Regions from separate parts of the Mus musculus genome. Here all the other regions are linked to region 2. Evidence: chromatin loops called from intact Hi-C (ENCODE). Cell type or tissue: gastrocnemius. All regions are shown on one strand. Region 1 overlaps Tm9sf2 (transmembrane 9 superfamily member 2). Region 2 overlaps Ubac2 (ubiquitin associated domain containing 2). Region 3 has its middle 26 kb from the start of Timm8a2.

Region 1 (5,000 bases), 200 kb before region 2:
GATTTGATTTGTAGATGCTCTTCCCCACACCATAAAGTGCCCCACGGTAACTGCCAGAGAAGTAGAGCAGCAGGTCTGTGTACAAGAAGCACCTGACAGTCACCTGCTTTAACACTGCGCTGGCATGAACAGTTTGTTACACTGTATGTAACCTACAATTTCATCTCTATAGACACCGACACAGACATTTCATTGTCAGAGCCCCAACTCGAGCCTCTGTCTCACCAGTGATGCTGATAGTTCAGTAGCATGCTTTTTTTCAGGAAGTCTAACTTTTGTTTGTCTTCAGCCTTCTCTGTATTGTATGTTTTCGTACAAACGAGCTTACAGGTTTCCTTCTTATTAAACGTAAACTGTATAAAAAGAAAGTAGAAAGTACATTAATAAAAATTATGCAAAAAGATACAGGTTCTACCTAAGACAGCAGTTTAAGTTACCAGTCCTGGTGATAAACATAAAATGCACCACAGCTAACTCAGGGAGCTGAACCTTCAATTCGCTTCTCTATAAAGTCTCCAATTTTTCTTATCTAAGTGGATTTTTTTTTTTTTGTATTCTGCTAACTTCAATCTATTCATCCTCTACATGTAACTGTGACCTAGAAGAACAAGGCAGAACATTTCCCCATAGGTGCCTTCTACACTTCTGGAGCTGCTGGCTTCTAGTAACAAGAACCCAAGATTTCTGCACTATCGTCCAAGTAAACAGGAACCAATCAAGTGCCCCTATGTCTCCCTAGGAGACTCAGAAGTGACCACAATGCCACATTTGAATATCTAAAATTAAAGCAAACATGACCCTTTACTCAGGCTTAAAAGGCTGCTAATTCTCAGGATTCTAAATATAAAAAAGGTAAAATTAAAAATTAGTAACCAAATTTAAAAATTAGAAGTTCCTCCAATTTTGAGTCCAGAATTACTTAACCTCCCCCCCCCCCCCACTCACACACACACCACTCACATACTTTAATAATAGGTTCATGATGATGTACTGGGAGCATTTAAGTCTTAATTTTAAAAATGCAACTCATTGACTGGAGAGATGGCTCTGTCTGCTCTTTCCAGAGGGCCTGAGTTTAATTCCCAACAACTACATGGTGGCTCACAATGCAATGGGATGCAATGACCTCTTCTGGTGTGTCTGAAGGGATCGACAGTGTACTCACATACATTATATAAATAAGTCTTTAAAAAATAAAAATAAAACTGTGATTCATTGGGCTGAGGGGTGAGGAGTAAAGCAAACTGCAGAGCGAGAGGGCACGAATGAGGCTCTGGTTCAACATCCAGCACAAAAAAAAACAAAACAAAACAAAACAAAAAATACCCCCATATAAATATCTTCATATTTTCAGAAGGCTGAGACATATCAACTATATAAATAAACCTAATAATTTCTAATGTAAAAATCACATTTTGCTGAGCAGTGGTGGCGTACGCCTTTAATCCCAGGACTCAGGAGGCAGAGGCAGGTGGATCTCTGAGTTCAAGGCTAGTCTGGTCTACACAGTAAACTCCAGGATAGCCAAAACTACACAGAGAAATCCTGTCTCCAAAAACAAAACAAAAAAATTATGTTTTTCTAAATAGTCCAGTTGACTTGTCAGTTTTGATTTCTCTTAATATGCTGCAGTTTGGCCTCAAATTCAGATTCTTCTACGTAGGCCCCCAAATGCTGGGGTCCCTATAGGTGTGTTCTAACAGCTGGCTAGTGGCCTGCTTCTGTATGTTATTAACACCCCTACACCAACTTAGCTGAGGTGAATGTTTACGTGCAGCCCACTGCTGCCATCTGTCAGCCAACAGTTTAATTTTCACCACATCACTACCTCCATCTAAAACACAGCATTGTAGCATTATTTTGAACATTAAGGTTCATTTTTAAAAACTGAATAGTAGTAACACAAAAGTACTAATATGACAGAATGAGAGGCACAGATGTCCAACTTAGATAAGGAGAGACAGACATCATCTCTGCTAACAGCATCCAACAGTAAATCTTACACCTCAATCTAATAGGTGGGAACTGGATTTAGCTGTCTCAACTTTTGTACTCAACTGTAAAGGAAAAAAAAAAACAACAAAGGAGAAAGAGCGGGCATCTTACACGTGTGCATCTTATACGTGTACACCATAAGAAGCCCATGGGCCAACGTCAGACATCCTCTTCTATCGCTCTCCATTTTAGTTCTCAAACAGGTTGTCAGTGGACCTGGAGCTCACTGACTCACAGCTCCAGGGTCTCCATGCTCCCCCGCTGGACTACGGGTACATGTGCTAATGTACCCAGCTTCTATGTGGGTGCTGAGGCTGAGTTCAGGTCATTATGCTTATGGAGCAAGCACTTTACCAACTGAACCCTCCTCCAGTCCAGGTAACAACTGATTACAGAGCAACAGTTAACAGTCAAGGCTCATGTATTCCACCCAATAAATGGGCAAGATTGGCCTTCTCCACATGTTAGATTAGAAAATCAAGGCATCAGAGACACAAACTAAGAAATGCCCGTCAGGATATGACCCAAAGCGTTGAGCTATAGAAACAAAGCTTCTCTCCTTATGCTTAGTTAGAAATTCCGTATTTGAAATCATTGTCACTTTTTATTTTTATGTGTATGTCCATATACCACATGCATGCTCAGACAGGCCAGATGACGGTGTTGGATCCTCTGGGACTGGAGTTACAGATATCTGTAAGCTGCCATGTGGGTGCTGGGACTCAACCCGGGGTCCTCTGAAAGCACAGGGGTGCTTTTAACTGCTGAGCTATCTTTCCAACCCTCAGTACTTAAGTTTTGATAAATATTTAAAAATGTTACTAGCTAGCAAAGGAACCAACCCTCTTTTGTGACACTCAAGCTTAATTTTGCCCTATTTTACTTAATTGTATTATATTGTGGGGTGTATATGCATGCAGAGAGGTGTAGGTGTGCCCATCTGCACGTATGTGGTGGGCAGGAGGTGTCTTGTATCACTCTCCATATTATAAAATACACATCTTTAATTTTATCGTATGTCCATGTGTGCAAGCACTACAACAGCCAGAAGAGGGCATGAGATGCCCAAATTTACTCTTCTGTTCACTCCTGTTCATTTCTGTTTTATCTGTAGGAAATGAAAACCCCAGTCTATATCCTATTCCTTAGCTAATTCTTTCGGCTCTACTTTAAAAAAAAACAAGCTGATTCTAAAAGTCCAACTATGTCACAATCTCCCCCTATGGTCTAAACCACCATCAAACCCTATCCAGACAGCTGTGAAATCTCCTGACTGGGGTTTTTCTTTATACCCCCTCAGTCTGTTCTCAACACGCCTCAATAGTGAGTGACCATGTAAGAGCCAAGCTGATGCAACAATGTCCAATCTTGCTCAGCTGTGAAGGGTCCAAAGTTTGAGTCACTGTTGTTTCTTGTGGTGGTAAGGGCCCCAAGCATGCTGCAAGTGCTCTACCACTCAACTGGGCCTCCTCCTGTAAGAGCCGTTACTCTTGCCCTCATCTCTCACCAGCCCCTCTCTCTCATTCCTTGCTCAGGCTGTCCTCCTTTATCTCTGTACCTTCAACAGCCCAGGCAAGTCCACACCTGGGGACCTGGCATCTTCTGTCTGCCTCTAAAATACCTTCCCGAGGCACTTGAGTGACTTACTCCCTCACTTATTTTTAAGGTCTTGTATTCAAATGTCACCTTCTCAGTAAGTCTTACCTAAAATGACAAACACTCTGTCCACATTGTTTTAGTTTTGGAAGTTCTTTCCCAAGTAACTGACATACTGTATTCTTTAGTTCTCTCCAGTCTCCTCCTTGCCATCAAGACCAAAGAGCCACAAAGGCCAGGGATTTCTCTTGTCCTGTCCACTGTTATATTCTACATCTGTAACAGTGCCTGGGGTATACACAAGTAGCTAACCCACAAATGTTAGCCCAGTGAATGGATGCATCAGTGAGTGTTTACAGGTACATGGGGTTTTACGATCCACACACTGTCTTAAGCTGTACTTTTCCTGACCTAAACAAATGTCCCAGAAAAAGGTGACCAAGCAGCCTTTAGATGGGGACCGCCCTCTGCTGCTGGTTATCACTACTGCTTCACTACACACTTAAGTAGGGTAAAAATATCTGAAAATAAAGCACAGGAGGGTCAAAATGAATTAAAGTATATTGTCTAACCAGGCAGTGGTGGTGCACACCTTTAACTCTGGCACTTGGGAGGCAGATGTAGTGAATCTCTGAGCTCAAGACCAGCCTGGGTGAGCTCCAAACTCACCTAAAGAAGTGAATTCCAAAATGGCCAGGGCTACACAGAGAAACTCTGTCTTGAAAAATGAAAAACGCCTGGTGTGGCGGCGCACGCCTTTAATCCCAGCACTTGGGAGGCAGAGGCAGGTGAATTTCTGAGTTCGAAGCCAGCCTGGTCTATATAGAGTGAGTTGCAGGACAGCCAGGGCTACACAGAGAAACCCTGTCTCGAAAAAGCAAAAGAAAAAAGAAAAACGAAAAACAAAAAAGAGGGTGGGTAGGTTATAGCTCATCTTTTAAAATAAGTTCAGGTTTTCTAATCAAAGTCGCATTCCAAAATAACATGACCCATAAATTTGAAAAATCATTTATGGCTGGTTTAGAAAGAAAACTCTCATTGATGGCCCAATACCATGCTTTCATATGCTGTAGTCTTCAAGAATCTCTTTAAATTGGGAATCGAAGAACTTAACACTTTTTGGTTTGGAGGACAGGATCTTGCTAGGTAGCCAGGATAACCTGGGCCTGCCCTTAGCATCTCCACAGACATATGTGTCACTATGTTCTGTTTAACACAGATCTTGACCCTAAGTTTCTGTAGAATGTGAAAAATGTTGGGTGCACACCTTTCTCTATTTAAGAATACTTCTGCTCTACTTTACCTCAGCTCCCAGGGCAAGAGATTAAATCTAGGATTCCCAGGACCCAAGCAAGGGTCCTACGAACATTTAGAAATGTCAAGAATTGGCTCCTTCTACAGATAGCAAC
Region 2 (5,000 bases):
AGGACAGAAACAAACCAGACACAGCCTGTGCTTCACTATGTGTGGCTCAAACTGACAAACTAAACTGGGGTATTAAGTCAGGATCGTGTTGAAGAAGTAGCAACTGGGGGGGCAGCAAAAACGGGGCTTTCCAGGGGCAGGTGAGGCTTTACCTTGTCACACAGAAGGTGCTGAGTGAGGAAGACAGCTCTACTTTGAACCATATATTAAAAATTCAAAATAGAGCATAAACCCAAATGGCAAACCTAAAATAAAATTTCTAGAAGAAACCTACATAGGTCAGAGATTTCTCAAATACGCACAACATAGGAAGATTTTTCCAAAGAGTACACAGCATAGGCTATTTATAAACTGGTAGATTTTATTTCATTAGAGTATTTAACTACACTCTTCAAAGGTCACTATTATAAAAATCAACAGAGATAAACTTGGGGAAGTATCTGCTAAATGCACACCTAAAGAACTGGTATGAGAATACAAAGAACTCTCAAAGAACTCTTATAATAATAAGAAAGTCACAAATCTAAGTACAGGTGCACGGAGAGACTTGAAAATACACGAACAGCAGCTGAGCACATAAAAAGCAGCCAATGCCAGGCCTGATGGCACACGCCTTTAATCCCAGCACCTAGAAGACAGAGGCAGGTGGATTTCTGTACCTAGTCTACAAAGCAAGTCCAGGACAGCCAGCTAGACTACACAGGGAAACCCTCTCTAGTGGTTGGGGTCGGAGGAGCAGCTCAATACAGCACTGGATTAGGGAGATATAAATTAAAACATGGACACAACAAATACAGCATTATAATGTGTGTGTGTGTGTATGTGCGTGTGTGTGTGTGTAGATATCTGTATCTATATATCTGTATATCCATATATACTGATAGATAGATAGATAGATAGATAGATTGGTTTTTTTTTTTTACATAGATATGATCCACGGACTGAAGAGATGGCTCAGTGGTTAAGACCACTGGCTGCTCTTTCAGAGAACCTGGGTTCTGTTCTCAGTATCCACACAGTGGCTCACAACTGTCTACAACTCTAGTTCCAGAGGACATGATGCCCTCTTCTGGCCTCCACACGTGTGCTTGAATAACTGCAATGCACAGAACACGGAGATGGGCCCCTCCTCACCCTGGAGCAGTTCTAAAAACTGATTAGAACTCACTTTTCAAAGACCAATTCACCATAAAACATTAGCACATCTTCTAGGTTGTTTTCTCAGTTAAAGCACGCAGTGGAATAAAAATCACTTTCATGAATCAACTTCCTGTTCCTTATTTTTATCCTTCCTTAGAACTCACGTGCACATTTGCACCGCCAGCCATCAAGTCCCCCAACGCGTAGTTTCCTACTTCCTTCCTCTGAGCTCTGAGAATATTTACTTATTGTTGACAACTACACCATTTGTCGAAGGAATGACAAGATAAGGACTGAGCTTCCACCTTATCTGCACTCAATACTAGCCACAGACACGACATGGGAAGACAACTGCTAAAGCGTGTGCTGTAGGGTAGTGGCATTCATATCCACTACATAGTAGGACTACTTTCCTATCAACATTTACCCAACAATTCTGATAAAAATACGGTTTGTGGCTCACACAAAACAGTTATTCAACAGGATCACTAAATCCCCTTACAAAAAAAGAACAACCCGCCTTCCCCTTTCCTTAACTTTCAGATATCGGTAAGAATTCTTCCTTAAGTTCCGTATTAGAGCCAGGCTGCCCTGCATGACAACTTGCTACACAGTTAAATGTGATGTTTGGAGCTCAGGAATAGGCTCAGTGGGTAACAGTGCTAGATGCACAAACAACAGGACCAGAATTCAAATCTCCAGCCGTCACGTACAAGCTGGGGGTGGCTCTGCATACCCATCACCCAGCACTGTGCAAAACAGACAGGAGGACCTCTGGGTCCTGATGGCTGCCAGTTTACATGCAGGTTCTGTGAAAGACTCTGTCACAAGGGAATGAGGTGGGGATTCACACACAAAAAGTGTTCCTATGGTTTGAAATACGCTTTACTGTACTGTTTAGGAAAAAATAAATGCGAGTAGATAATAGTAATTCGTAACTCTCACTTGGGCCTAGGAGCTTCAGAGACAGGAAGACAACTGTCAAAGCTGGTTCTGGATGCTCCCAGCCACCCTCTTACCAGTTTTACTGAAAGAATATGTTATCACTTAGTAACATTTCAGCTCTTTTAATAACACTCAAGCCTCATTTAATAACAATTTTAAGTAGAATTACAGGTTTTACCAAGTTCCAATACCGCCATCTAGTGGCTCCAGGTGTGACTACAGGCAGAGCTTAAAAACTGCCACTTTAGGTTACTAATTTATCACTAATATGCAAACTTACACCATCTAATAAACCTAGGTAAGAATATCTAGGTGTTTATTCAAATTCAGTGAACTTCTGACATCTGACTTCAAGAGTATTTTAAACGCATATCTTTATCAACTCATTTTTTTTCTTTCTTTTTTTTTTTCTATTTCTTTTTTGTTTTCTTCTTTTCTGTTTGTTTTTTGAGACAGGGTTTCTGTGTTGCCTTGGCTGTCCTGGGACCAGCTCACTGCACCAGGTTAGCCTCAAACTCATGGAGATCCGCCTGCCCCTGCCCCTGCCCCTGCCCCTGCCCCCACCTCTGCCTCCCATGTGCTAGGATTAAAGGCCTGTGCCACCATGCCTGGCCTTGCAACTCACCTCTTAATGTCAGGATTCTCTCACTCTGTTCATATTTATCAAGGTTTTCTACAAGTGTGTACTTTTCAAATTTTAAAAATCATCTTTGCTCACAGGAAAGGAATCAATCCCCCCGATGACACAGAAATATTGTCTCCGGCTTTTTGCAGGTAGTCTATTAACTAATGGAGGCCCCTACATTGCAGTGAGTGCCGCACGTTCTGCTGGACTGTGGTGGGCTTCCTGGGAACAGCCCAGCCTCACTGGGCTCTGGTGAGTGAGTCTCTCACTCTTTAGGCCTATTCGTGAATCCAGATGTAAAGCAAGTACAGAGCTAGGACTGTCAGGGGCAAAGGGGTTCACTCAGCTTCACACTAATGCTGGACACTCTGAGGTCATGCCTGCCCTCTGCTTCTATTCTGAGCCAGACTTAGCCCTGCCCAGGGCAAATACTCCATGGGTACTGAGTGCTGCGGCTACTCAGTATGCCCAGGCTAAAGCAGTGTCCCGGGTTACACACATGTGCCACTGTGGGGAGCGGGTGTGGCGGTAGTGCCAAGATGGCGCCAGGACAGCAGCCAAGTCTTATGACTTGCACCTGACTTCCTCATACACCTGAAAATAAGCCACATCCATCATGAGAGCTGCGCAGGTGCACCATGATGCAAGATCAGGCCATTTGACGAAGGCCAATGAACTGAGATTACACGGACTGGGCTGATGGGACGTGGTTGAGGGGTTATATAAGGGATTGTGATTGGGGGCTAGGAGAGATTCCTGCTTGCATGTTGAAAGGTTCCTGAATAAACTGCTTTGAGAAGAACGCTGTGTCGTCGCTCTTTTCTGCTGGTTGGGGACAGAAGCGACATGCCACCATGCCACCTCCCTATCATAGCAGCCACCTAGGCTAGCCCTCCCCATCCTCCATTCTTAATTGTTCTTTCACAGGGCACCCTTCAAGAGCTGAGAACAGTTCTCTGGTCCCAGCTCCTCCCCCGCTCCAGATGATCACGCCTGTCTGCTATTTCTCTGGCTGGGAACACATCCTCATCCTGTTCTTTATGTTCAGAACAAAGCCTGCTGCCCTGTAATCGTGACCAACAGCCACACAGCAGTGGTAACTGGCAACTACACCATGATGCCACTTCACAAAATGCCAACAACCAGTCAAGCGCCCAACCAAGCTCCCCAGGCCCGAGAGGAAAGCCACTGGATGCTGTTTTTGTGTCCTGCTTTTCATGTATTTGTGACAGAACCTAGAATTCCACCTTGCAGGCGTACTGATGTTATTGCTACCACTGCTCCTCTGAGGAGCCAGTTTCACTGCTGTATCCAACATGCTGCAGCCTTAGAAAACACAAGCTGCCAACTATCGTCACACTTCCCAGCCTTCCTACGACTACTGATGGGCTGAAGAGATGGGCTAGCTGGTTAAAGTGGAGATCTGAGTTCTGATTCCCAGCACTGGCAGGAAAAACCTGGTGGCCGTGGTAGAGTGTTTGTCTATTATCCCAGTGCTGGGGAGACAGAAACAGGAGGGCCTGGGCCTGGCTTGGCTTGGCAGCCAGTCTGCCTAAGGTACAGATACAGAGAGACATCATCTCAAACATAAATGTAGATAAGGAGGAGGAAGACTGCTGATGTCAACCTCTGTCCTCTACACGGGATTCTGTATTAATTGCTGATAAAAGTGACTAGGACAGAACGTGGAAATTAATGTCATGGACAAGTAAATATTCTCACTTTTGTATTACAAAATAACAAAAGCACATGACTCCAAGAGCATAAGACAGCAGCACTGGCTAGAGAGATGCTCAGTGGTTAACTGACTGCTCTTCCAGAAGAAGGGAAGGTCTCTTGTCTGCTCAATATGCTGGTTCATGTGACATCATCAGGAAAGGCCCTGAAGGGACCCTTTACCTCTTACACACAAAATTAAAGCCTTTAAATTCATCTTTATCGGGGGGATAAGACAAATGGACAGGCCTAATGATACAGAAAACAGTTTCATCAGACATAGCCCTCTACCATCGACAGGAGTGCCCTGTGGGGTGAGAAAGCACTCAGCTGAGAAGGGCTGCCATCAGGGTATACAGAAAAACTACACTAACAAACCAACAACTGGGCTACATGACAGGCACAGCACTTTAGCAGACAACGCTACATCGCTGAAAAGACTCGTGTGCATCTACAACAAGCACATGAAAAGCTGTTTACCTAATCACTAGAAAATAAACCCATCTGGAACCCCCACTTCCCTATGCACTGGGATGACAGCTATGGAGAGGGAAAAGGGCCAGACAGACTCCTC
Region 3 (5,000 bases), 130 kb before region 2:
GGGTCATATGAAGAAGAGAACCTCGGTGGGAAAATGCTTCCACAATACTGGCCCATAGGCAACCCTAGGCATTTTCTTGAGTAGTGATTGATGTCGGAAGGCCCAGTCCACAGTGGACAGTGCCACCTTCAGCAGGCAGTCCAGAGATGTCTACGAAAGCAGGCTGAGCCCGTCATGAGGAGGGAGCCAGAGAGCAGCATTTCTTCAGTTCGTGCTTCTAGGTTCCGGCCCTACTCAGTGACTATAAAGTGCAAGATGAAATAAACCTTTTCCTCTCCAGGTTGGGTTGGGTCAGAATTTTTATCACAACAACTTCTCAAGAGGCACACACCACAGTGCTTTACTTTTGACGTAGGTGTTTGAGATTTGAATTTCAATTTTGGATGGCAAGTGAACCTTACTTACTCACTGAGCCACCTGTCCAGCCTGAAGAATTAAAAAAAAATTTTTTTTTTACTTTTTTGTTTTATGTGTATGACTTTTGGCTGTGTGTACATGGGCGCATCGTATGCATGACTGGTGCCAACAGAGGGCAGGAGAGGGCATCGGATCCCAGGAACTAGAGTCATGGGTAGTCGTGAACTGCTGTACCAATATGGAGAATGGTGCTCAGGACCCCTGGGTGAACAGCAAAGGGCTCTTAAGTGCTGACCTATCTCTCTCTCCAGCACTAACACTTCCCCCACCCCTGGTGGAGGCGGGGATTGACTTTTAGAGACAGGATCTCACTGTGTACCACTGACTGGCCTAGGACTTGTTCTGTAGGCCAGGCTGTCCTCAAATCAAAACCACCTGCTTCTGCCTCCTGAGTGCTGGGATTAAAGGGATGTTATTCTACCACCACTGTGCTCAGCTCTGGGTGATCTTTACTAACTTATTTTTGATGTGTAAGAGTTTCTCTGGTGGTGGCTACATGGCAGGCACATAGCCCAGGATGTCTTTGCCTGAATCCCCAGCTTCATATGTCACTGGATTCTTGCAGTTGCAATGCTGCCAAAGTCCTTCACTCATGTTATGGACCAGACAGATCCTGCAGTCTATTTGAAGTGTTTGGATCAGCTGTGATCCCGGCTGTGATATCCCAGTGATGAATGAACGTGGTGTCTTGTCAGGAGGCATTTCCTGACAGTTTAGTTCTGTTTATTTTTTGGTGGTGATCTAAGAAAATGGCCAGGTCTGGTGGCTCAGGTCTGTACTCTCAGCTACTCAGGAAGCTGAGGCAGGAGGATCACAAATTCAGTGCCCGCCTAGGGTACAGAGTAAGTTCAAGACTAGCCTGGGCAGCTGAGAGAGCAGTGTGCCCTCAGTTGGCTCTCTCTGTGGGAGCCCCAGTGTGTCCCTGGACTGGCTTTCTCCATGGGAGCCCTGGGCTTCTGCAGGGTCTGCCCTGGGCTGTCAAAGGTCACCATCTCTACTGTGTCACTACTTCAGTCTCTCAAATGGAGGATCCTTTTCATTCCACTGCTCTAAGTTGAGCCAGTGAAGTACTGTACCATTAAGCTATACCCCAGTAGACTTCATTAACTAAAAATAATTTTCTTTGCAAAGAATCCACACAGAGCTCGCTTTAGAGAAATACTGTTGTTGTTGCCTCGTGGGGTCAGTGGCTAAGAGCAAGGGATTAGCCCTGTAGTGAAGTTCTGGCCTGTTTCCTAAGCTGTGTGACTCATCCTGAGAAACAGCTTTCTAGTCTATATATGGAAATTCATCCAATGAAGTTCTTAGAGTATTTTTTTTTAAGATTTTAAATTTATTTTAGCTGGGTGGCGGCGGCACGTGCCTTTGACCTAAGCACTCAGGAGGCAGACATTGGCAGATCTCTGCGTTTGAGGCCCACCTGGTCTACAGGGTTCCAAGAGTGCCAAGGTTACACAGAGAAACCCTGTCTTGAAAAAAAAATAAATTTATTTTTTATTTTATGTATATGAGTGTTTTGTCTGCATGTGTCAAGTGTGTGCAGTACCGGTGTGTAGCACACATATGTGTACTGTATAGACATAGGTGTGAGGGCCCCAAAACAGGCCTTGGATCCTCTGAACTGTAGTTACAGATGGTTATGAACTGCTGGCTGGGTGCTTGCAACCAAATCCTAGTCATTTACAATACAGAAAGTTGTCTTAGCTGCTCAGCCTGTTGTAACTGATTTGTGAAAGGAGGCTTATAGAAGACTTCCCCAGCACACTGCCAGGCTACAAGCTGATATTACATTACCATCACAACTACAATAGTCAACCAATTACACTAAAAATACGGCTAACCAAGGAGAATCTGCTGCCTTCTCACAGTGTGCCCGCCATGCTCTGTTTCTGCCACCAGGGGGCATAGGATGAACCCAAAGTATTGAGAAAGCCAATCTGGTACTTCCCCTTGGGGGCAGTCTAAAGTTGCATGCCTGGGTGCCTCAGGGTGTATCCTGGATCTCCACTTCAGGTTCTAAAGGCCAGACTTTATCTGTGGCAATATTAGCTGCTAACTGCGTGTTTGCTAGGCTGTTAGGGAAGTCTGGGGTGTGTGTTTGTGTGTGTGCTTGCACATTTAAGTATATTCTTTTTTTATGTTCATATTCTTTTTTGTTTTATTGTGTTATTTTATTTTATTTATTTACATTTCAAATGTTATCCTCTTTCCTGGTTTCCTCTCTGCAAACCCCCCTATTCCATCCCCCTTACCCTGCTTCTATGAGGGTGCTCCCCCCCCCCCCCCCCCCCGCCACCTACCCACTCCCACCTCCCTGCCCTAGCATTCCTCTACACTGGAGTATCAAGTCTTCATAGAACCAAGGGCCTCCTCTCCCATTGATGCCAGACAAGGCCCCTTCAGCTCTTTCAGTCCTTCTCCTAACTCCTCCATTGGGGTCCCTGTGCTCAGTCCAATGGCTGGCTGTGAGCCTCCGCAACTGTATTGGTCAGGATCTGGCAGAGCCTCTCAGGAGACAGCTGTATCAGCCTCCTGTCAGCAAGCACTTCTTGGCATCTGCAATAGTGTCTCGGTTTGGTGTATGCATGTGAGATGGATCCCCAGATGGGGCAGTCAGTCTCTGGATGGCCTTTCCTTCAGTCTCTGCTCCACTCTTTTCCCCTGTTTTTCCTTTAGACAGGAGCAATTCTGGGTTAAAATTCTGGAGATGGGTGGGTGGCCTAGAAAATATCCAGAGTGAGGTAACTCAGTCACAAAAGATCACACATGGTATGTACTCACTGGTAAGTGGGTACTAGGCAAAGGTTGTGGAATACCTACAATACAACTCACAGACCAAATGAAGCTCAAGAGGAAGGAAGATCAAAGAATGGATGCTTCTGTCCTACTTAGAAGGGGGAACAAAATAATCAAGAGAGGTAGAGGGTGGGAGGGACTTGGGAGGAAGAGAAGACGGGGAGGAGAAAAGAGGGGCAGAATCAGGTATGGGAGGAGACGAGGATGATATACAGAGGGTCAGGAAATTGAGCAGAGGAGTGTAGCAGTGGGGGATGGGGAATTGGGGGTAGCAACCAGAAAGCCCCATATGCCAGGAAAGCAAAAACCTCCTAGGACCCTACAGGGATGACATTAGCTAAAATACCCCACAAAGGGGAGGGAGAACCTGTCAAGACCATATCCAGAGTTTAGGCATGGCCTCCTGGTTGAGGGATGGGGCCACCCACCCACCTCCAAAATTTTAACCCAGAACTGCTCCTAAGTATATTCTTTTTAAAAAAAAATTATTAGATATTTTCTTCGTTTACATTTCAAATGCTATCCCAAAAGTCCCCTATACCCTCCCCCGGCCCTGCTCCCCTACTCACTCACTCCTACTTCTTGGCCCTGGAGTTCCCCTGTACTGGGGCAGATAAGGTTAGCAAGACCAAGGGGCCTCTCTTCCCATCCTAAGTATATTCTTCATATTTGGTATATCTCCAGGTAAAGGATAGAGCAGAACCACAATGAGAAAAGCTTGAACAGCGGCAGACCTAGCCCAGAAGGAAGCTGAGCAACTCTGAACTTGAGGCATCCTCACACCACAGAGATGCATACACACTGTACGCAAGCAAACCTGCAGACCCCTACATGCACTGGAAGGGCAGCTGGACTCATCAGCACGGGACTGGGATGAGAGGCTGATAGGGAGAAGACGTGAGGGGTCAGAAGACCCTGTCTGCTCTGCCCTCAGAGCCACACACCACAGCTGCAGCTCCATTCATATTTTTGGTGTGAAAACTAGGAAGAGTGTCCGAAACCAAGAGACCCGCTGGAGGCCCGTGAGACTCAAGAAGTGTCTGTGTGGCTTTTTTTTTTTTTTTTAAGGCTGCCATCATGGATTGAATGAACTTGTCCAGCCAGGCAAACCCTCAGGAGGCCTAGGACTGCCTAGTTAGGTGCCCAGGCTGGAACAAGCATAGAGAGGAAGGGGTGGCATCTGCAAGGTGAACCACTTTGATTAATCTGCCTTGATTGGCTCTGTGAGACTGTGACCTGAGGAGAAGCCTAACGTGAGGTTCACGACTACAATCACCTCGGCAAGAATGAAACCAAACCCATCGTATTTCTTCAATCAGGTAACAGAGTGCAAAACCTCCGGCTTAGCAGACCAAGGACTTCTGTGTTGTCTGTCCATTTTATCCGGCCACAGAGGAGGCTGAGATGCCTCTTCGACTGTGGCTTTAAAGAAGAGTGGGTTACACTGCGAGCAAGGCAGGCGTGTGAGACAAGATGGGGTACGCCCAGCAGTTCATCTGTTGAGAGAGAAAGGCTGCTGGAGTGGCTATGCTTGAGGAAGCCATGAGAAAGTTGAGTGGCCACTCAGGTCCCCTGAGGGGCTATCACATTGCACACACAAGCAGTAGTGTGTGAGGGACCTGACTCCATCTGTACTGGATGCTGGTTCTGGCTCTCTGTGGAAACAGGAGCTTAGGTGTGCCTCTCCCTCCCCCTCCCCTCCCACGTGGTTGTGCAGGGGGTGGGGGTGGGGGTGTCTCACAACACCACTTATCTCCCTGTAGCCTAGAGCCATTTGAAGAACTGAT

The links. Peaks named below come from ENCODE experiments on the same cell type or tissue, not always from the same donor. Only the 100,000 strongest peaks of a DNase experiment are listed, where the experiment ranks them.
Region 1: a loop joins it to region 2, with 3.0 times the contacts of the local background. A loop is called at or near these places in 17 of 42 quality-filtered maps.
Region 3: it touches region 2 in a loop (12-fold over the local background); 39 of 42 quality-filtered maps call a loop at or near these places.

What each region holds. Positions count from the first base shown.
Region 1 is chr14:122,128,633-122,133,632 of GRCm38, reverse strand. Tm9sf2 (transmembrane 9 superfamily member 2) reads right to left here. Exons shown (of 17, transcript NM_080556.3): 4 at 226-353. Among named protein-coding and RNA genes, the nearest start is that of Tm9sf2, 24 kb to the right of the region's middle. In gastrocnemius, a CTCF peak has its summit at 3,032 (motif pointing right); no DNase peak of the experiment used is centred here.
Region 2 is chr14:121,925,838-121,930,837 of GRCm38, reverse strand. All of the region lies in intron 4 of Ubac2 (ubiquitin associated domain containing 2), which reads right to left. It overlaps Gm46485 (a long non-coding RNA gene), which reads right to left. Exons shown (of 2, transcript XR_001781471.2): 2 at 1-5,000. Among named protein-coding and RNA genes, the nearest start is that of Gpr18, 12 kb to the right of the region's middle. In gastrocnemius, a CTCF peak has its summit at 2,275 (motif pointing left); a DNase peak (open chromatin) is centred at 2,279; H3K27ac peaks cover 1,935 bases.
Region 3 is chr14:122,058,212-122,063,211 of GRCm38, reverse strand. No RefSeq gene overlaps it. Among named protein-coding and RNA genes, the nearest start is that of Timm8a2, 26 kb to the right of the region's middle. In gastrocnemius, a CTCF peak has its summit at 2,316 (motif pointing right); DNase peaks (open chromatin) are centred at 2,332 and 2,916; H3K27ac peaks cover 354 bases.